Linked DNA regions of Homo sapiens: region 1 is linked to region 2. Evidence: read pairs that join two places in POLR2A ChIA-PET (ENCODE). Cell type or tissue: GM12878. All regions are shown on one strand. Links, peaks and the distances in the headings refer to the core of each region. The heading gives the core; the rest is flanking DNA.

The links. Peaks named below come from ENCODE experiments on the same cell type or tissue, not always from the same donor. Only the 100,000 strongest peaks of a DNase experiment are listed, where the experiment ranks them.
Region 1: POLR2A ChIA-PET joins it to region 2 with 7 read pairs; 1 of 35 experiments calls an interaction of 5 or more read pairs at or near these places.

Annotation. Positions count from the first base shown.
Region 1 is chr3:48,083,502-48,086,408 of GRCh38, reverse strand. It overlaps a transcript of MAP4 not described here. Among named protein-coding and RNA genes, the nearest start is that of MAP4, 69 kb to the right of the region's middle. In GM12878, for the core only: no CTCF peak of the experiment used is centred there; a DNase peak (open chromatin) is centred at 1,303; H3K4me3 peaks cover 1,273 bases; H3K27ac peaks cover 1,168 bases.
Region 2 is chr3:46,926,085-46,928,991 of GRCh38, reverse strand. All of the region lies in intron 2 of CCDC12 (coiled-coil domain containing 12), which reads left to right. Among named protein-coding and RNA genes, the nearest start is that of CCDC12, 49 kb to the left of the region's middle. RefSeq lists an enhancer at 1,387-1,766. In GM12878, for the core only: no CTCF peak of the experiment used is centred there; DNase peaks (open chromatin) are centred at 531 and 1,581; H3K4me3 peaks cover 1,652 bases; H3K27ac peaks cover 2,500 bases.

The DNA.
Region 1 (2,907 bases), core at 145-2,644, 1.2 Mb before region 2:
CTTTGGCCTCCCAAAGTGCCCTGGGATTACAGGTGCAAGCCACCATGCCCGGCCATTTATTTTTATTTTATTCTATTTTATTTTTTAAGATGGAGTCTCGCTGTGTCATCCAGGCTGGAGTGCAGTGGCATGATCTTGGCTCACTGCAACCTCTGCCTCCCAGGTTCAAGTGATTCTCCTGCCTCAGCTTCCTGATAGCTGGGATTATAGGCACCCACCACCACACCTGGCTAATTTGTGTGTGTGTGTGTGTGTGAGTGTGTGTATATACGTGCACACACATACATATATACATACACATATACATATATATACACACATACATACATATACACACACATATATATATATTTTTTTGAGATGGAGTCTTACTCTGTTGCCCAGGCTGGAGTGCAGTGGCACGATCTCAGCTCACTGCAACCTTCGCCTCCTGGGTTCAAGTGATTCTCCTGCCTCAGCCTCCCTAGTGGCTGGAACTACAGGCACGTGCCACCACGCCTGGCTAATTTTTTGTATTTTTAGTAGAGACAGGGTTTCACTGTGTTAGGGTGGTCTCTATCTCCTGACCTCGTGTTCCGCCTGCCTCGGCCTCCCAAAGTCCTGGGATTACAGGCGTGAGCCACCGCGCCTGGCTAATTTTTGAATTTTTAGTAAAGATGGGGTTTCACCATGTTGGCCAGGCTGGTCTTGAACTCCTGACCTCAGATGATCCACCTACCTCGGCCTCCCAGAGTGTTGGGATTACAGGCATGAGCCATCACGCCTGGCCTTACGGGTATTTTAATCAAGGAACAAAAGTCTAGTGAGTCTCCCTTTCCCCAGTGTAAAAACACATACAGTGCTGGAGGATGTCTTAACACATTTTCCTACTCTGTCTCACTTGTTTTTTAAGTAGTCTCTTCAAATATTTGTCATTCCAGCATCCCTTTGTTAAAATTTTCAAATTTACAAATACATTTATATTACCTATTAAAAAGTCATTTTCCATTGTTTGCTGACAGTGAAGGAAGCACCTGGATTTTCTTATATATAGGCGGCTTAGCTTTAGTCAGAGAGTAGATTCTTCCTAATCTCATAGTGTCTTGTTCTTCCTAATCTCATAGTGTCTTGTTCTTTCCTAATCTTGTTTCTGAATTTGGTGATCAATCCTTTGGCTCTGTAAACTTTTGCTCTTGACAGTTTTTGGAATCACTTTGCTTTTTTTTTTTTTTTTTTTTAAAGATTAAGCGTGAGTAGTTGCTATGTAGCTTTTAGATTTCCTTAAGATGTGAGAAAATCTGAGAGGAACATTTTGACCCAGTGGAAGGCATCTTGGCAGTTCATGTATATAGTCAATTTGAAAAGGAAACCAAGTAAGTATCAGTGATTTCACTTTGTCTTTCTAAACAGCACTTTTAGAACCAGGTTATTGTAGACTTATTGCTAGGAGTGAGTGGGTTGAGAACAATTAAGGTTAAGAAGGGGGATTGTAGGGCTGGGTGGCTCATGCCTGTAATTCCAGCACTTTGGGAGCCTGAGGCGGAGGATTGCTTGAGGCCAGAAGTTTGATACCAGCCTGGATAACATAGTGAGACCCTGTCTCCATTAAAAAAAAAACAAAAACAACTTAGTCGGTCCCCAGATAATTTTAGTGTACAGCAAAACAACAAAAACAACAACAACAAACTTAGCTAGGTGTGGTGGCATGTGTCTATAGTCCCAGCTACTCTGGAGGCTGGGGTGGGAGGATCACTGGAGCCCAGGAGTTCAAGGCTCCAGTGATATGATTGTGCCACTGCACTTCAGCCTTGCTGAAAGAGCCAGACCTGCTCACCCCTGCAAAAAAAAAAAAAAGGGGTAATAAAGCACACTGATACATATAGGGGATCATATTCATCATACTCATCTACCATTTTAGAGCTCCTAGGCCAGTCTTTAAATGCAGACCTTATGGTGAACTATTTTGGATGTCATTAACATTTTAAGGTTGAAAGTCAACACAATTACTTTCGTGATTCTTTTTCCTTTTTTTTTTTTTTTTTTAGAGATGAGATCATGTTCTGTCAGCAGTGGGGGAGATCATAGCTCACTGCAGCCTTGAACTTCTGGCCTCAAGTGATCCTCCTGCCTCAGCCTCCCCAGTAGTTCAGACTGTGTATGTGCACCATCACACCTGGCTAACTTTTGTGATTCTTGTTCTTATTCTTTTTTTTTTTTTTTTGAGACTGAGTCTCGCTGTATTCCCAGGCTGGAGTACAGTGGCGCGATCTCAGCTCACCACAACCTCCACCTCCCGGGTTCAAGCAATTCTCCTGCCTCAGCCTCCTGAGTAGCTGGGATTACAGGCACTCCCGCTGCGACCAGCTATTGTGATTATTTATAGGTTAAAAAAGTTAATCTTCTTGGCTTGGGCATGATGGCTCATGCCTGTAATCCCAGCACTTTGGGAGGCCGAGGCAGGGGGATCACTTGAGGTCAGGAGTTCGAGACCAGCCTGGCCAACATGGTGAAACCCTGTCTCTACTAAAATACAAAAATTAGCTGGCATGGTGGCAAGCGCCTGTAATCCCAGCTACTCGCGAGGCTGAGACAGGAGAATCACTTGAATCTGGGAGGCACAGGTTGCAGGGAGCCAAGATCACGCCACTGCACTCCAGCCTGGGCAACAAGAGTGGAACTCCATCTCAAAAAAAAAAAGTTAATCTTACTGTAAACTAATATTTTATTAGTTTGCATATATTTAAATATGTTTAAAAATTTATTTATGCTGGGTGCGGTGGCTCATGCCTGTAATCCCAGCACTTTGGGAGGCTGAGGTGGGCAGATCAAGAGGTCAGGAGTTCGAGACCAGCCTGGCCAACATGGTAAAAACCCCGTCTCTACTAAAAATACAAAAATTAGCTGGGCCTGGTGGCGGGCGCCTGTAAT
Region 2 (2,907 bases), core at 220-2,719:
TTGAGACAGGGTCTTGCTTTGTCACCTAGGCTGGAGTGCAGAGTGTGATCATAGCTCTCTGCAGCCTTGAACGCCTGGCTCAAGCAATCCTCTTGCCTTAGCCTCCGAAGTAGCTGGGATTACAGACACAAGCCATTGTATTTACCCTTTCTGAGGCATTTTATTTTTTCCCTGCAATTCCATGTTTCCGTCTGAGATCATTTTCCTCTAGCCTAAAGTATTCCTTTTAGTATTTCTTGAATAACGGATTCACTGATAACTGATTCTCCTAACCTTTCTTTGTCTGAAAAAGTCTTTCTCTTGAAGGCTTCTTAACTAGATTTAGAATTTTGTGTGACATTTATTTTGTCCACACTTCTGAGATACCATTTCATGGTCTTATGGTTTCCATAGTTGCAGTTGAGAAGTCAGTAGTCTGTTTTAGTTTCTGCTTAAACACACTTTTTTTTTTCTCTCCAGGCCCATGAGATTATATGAGGTTGGTGCAAAAGTAATTGTGGTTTCTGCCACTATGTTCAATGGCAAAAACCACAGTTATTTTTGCATCAACCTAATGGGAAGCTCTGCTCAGTCTCTCAGCTTTTCAGCTGCTGCATGTAAATAGACATGCTTTAAGGGGAAAGAGGGACGTGATGTCAGGCTCACTTTGTTGTACTTCCCTTATCTCCATGATTGCAGCCCCTGAAATCCTTGCTGTCTTGGTACTTCTCTAAAGCCATTTAAAATACATATATATACATTTTTTTTTTTTGAGACAGTCTGCAGCCTAGGCTGGAGTGCAGTGGTGCGATCTCAGCTCACTGCAACCTCTGCCTCCTCAGTTCAAGCGATTCTCCTGCTTCAGCCTCCTGAATAGCTGAGATTACAGGCATGTGGCACCATACCCACCTAATTTTTGTATTTTTAGTAGAGACCGGGTTTCGCCCTGTTGGCCAGGCTGGGCTCAAACTCCTGACCTAAAGTGATCCACCTGCTTTTATAAGGGAGGTTAAATCTTGGGCCTGTGTTGGAAAGGCCAGGTCCCCAAGCTGAACCCCCCCATGCTCCTTGACCTCTCCCAGAGACTCCTGTCCTTTGGTAGTGGTGGAATTCCGGGGGTGGGCAGTTAAGTGGGCATTAGGGAGGGGAAGTCTCTTAGCTCTCCACGCTAAGGGGACTGGAGGTCAGAGACTGCACCATTTTCACGCGATCACACAACAGTGGCTGCACATCAGATTAACCCTCCAAGAGTGAGTCTGGGGAGGGCGTGGACCCAGCTTGATAGAGCTGGATGCACCCAGCACAGCCGTAATGTTTCTAAATGTGGAAACTGAGGCCCAGAATGAGACCTTCCCATGGTGGTCGGGATCTAGATGTTCTTGGCTGCTTGGCCAGTGCTCCGCTCTGGGGGTGGCAGGGCACAGTGGGCGCAAGGCTCTGCTCCCGCCTCTTGCTTCTGGTTCACTCCTCCAGTTGGCCTTCTGAAGCCTCGGGCAGTGGGTGGGTCTGGAGGCATGGGTGCGTGTTGCTGCTGTGAGTTCTGGGTACAGTTCCCTGTGGCCTCTCCTCTCTCCTTCTGATTTCTCACAGAACCCTGGAGACCGTTTCTGAAAGCGACAGTTTTTTTTCTTACTAATCCCTGCAGTTTTCTTCCCACACCCAGTTTCTCTTCCTCATTTCTCCCCACCCTGTTGTGAACGAAAGCCTTTGCACCCAGTCATGCCCCACTTTGTCTCCCTGTACCTCTGTGACCTGACATGTACCTCCAGGCCCGAGGCAGGTGTTCAAGGATGGGGGACGGGGTGGGGTATCTCTGGGCCTTCTGGGAGTGCAGGTGGGCTTCCTCCACACAGGCTATGCTGGTACTGCCCCATCGCCCGCAGTGGTTCAGCCCAGCCCCAAGGCTCCAGGCTCAGGGGCCCTGGCAGGAAGGAAGGAGATGGTAAGTAAGCTGGGGGCAGGAAGCAGGTGGAGCCCTTAAATAGGAGAGTGAATAGCATCTGAAAGCCCCTGAGTCCAAAGCACTGCCGCTTGCTAGCTGTGTAGCCACAGACACCCCTGCCTCTGGGAAAGCTTGCTTTTGCAGGGCCTGAGGAAGTCAGCAGCACTTTTACCTGGTCCAGACAGAGGGCTTGGGAGATGGCAGACTGTGGGAGGCCTGTTGGGAAATTGTTTCCTGCCTTAGAGGCCCAGGACTTTTCTGAGGGACCACTGGTCAAGAACCGAAAGAGGTACTGGGGAAGGAGGAGGACCTGCGGCCTAGTCTCACCTGGCCAGCATCTGAGGGGCCACTCCTGCATCCCCTGGGGCTAGGGGTCTGTCCCACTGCCTCTGCCTTGCCTTTCTTAGACCCTGCAGCCCCCAGGACCTCTCGCCCTGCCGCCCTGTGGAGTTACCAGGGACACATTTTCCTGGGAGCCTGCTTCTGTGTGTGTGGGGCTAGGATTTGATGAGCCCCTGAGCCAGAGAGGACCCCAGTGAGTTCTTGGTTCAGCCACCCCTGCCTGAAAAGACTGAGGCAGGAAGAACATAAAAACATAGTAGCTAGCCGCAGCTCCTGCCGGGAGATTCTGGCCCCTTGTGGCTCCTCTCTCTTCATGGAGGCCTTTGGGGCTGTTCAGTTCTCACTGCTGTCCTGGTGGACTGTGGCCTTCCCAGCCTTGCACATGGTCATGCCTATTTTCACAGCCCTCACTGGCCACTCTCAACAGTCTTGGAGCTGAGTCAGCCTCTCGTGTGCTTTGTGCCTTGACCCTGTCCGCGTCATTGCAGGCCCAGGCGCCACCTCCTCCTGGAGTGTCTCCCCTCCACATTCCCACAGCTGTAGGCAGCCACGCCCCTCTGGAGCCCTCCAGCACCTGCTTCTCTGTCCACATGTCACTCCTCACTGCCACATGCCCCTGGCCCAGCACACCCAGATGCTTTTCT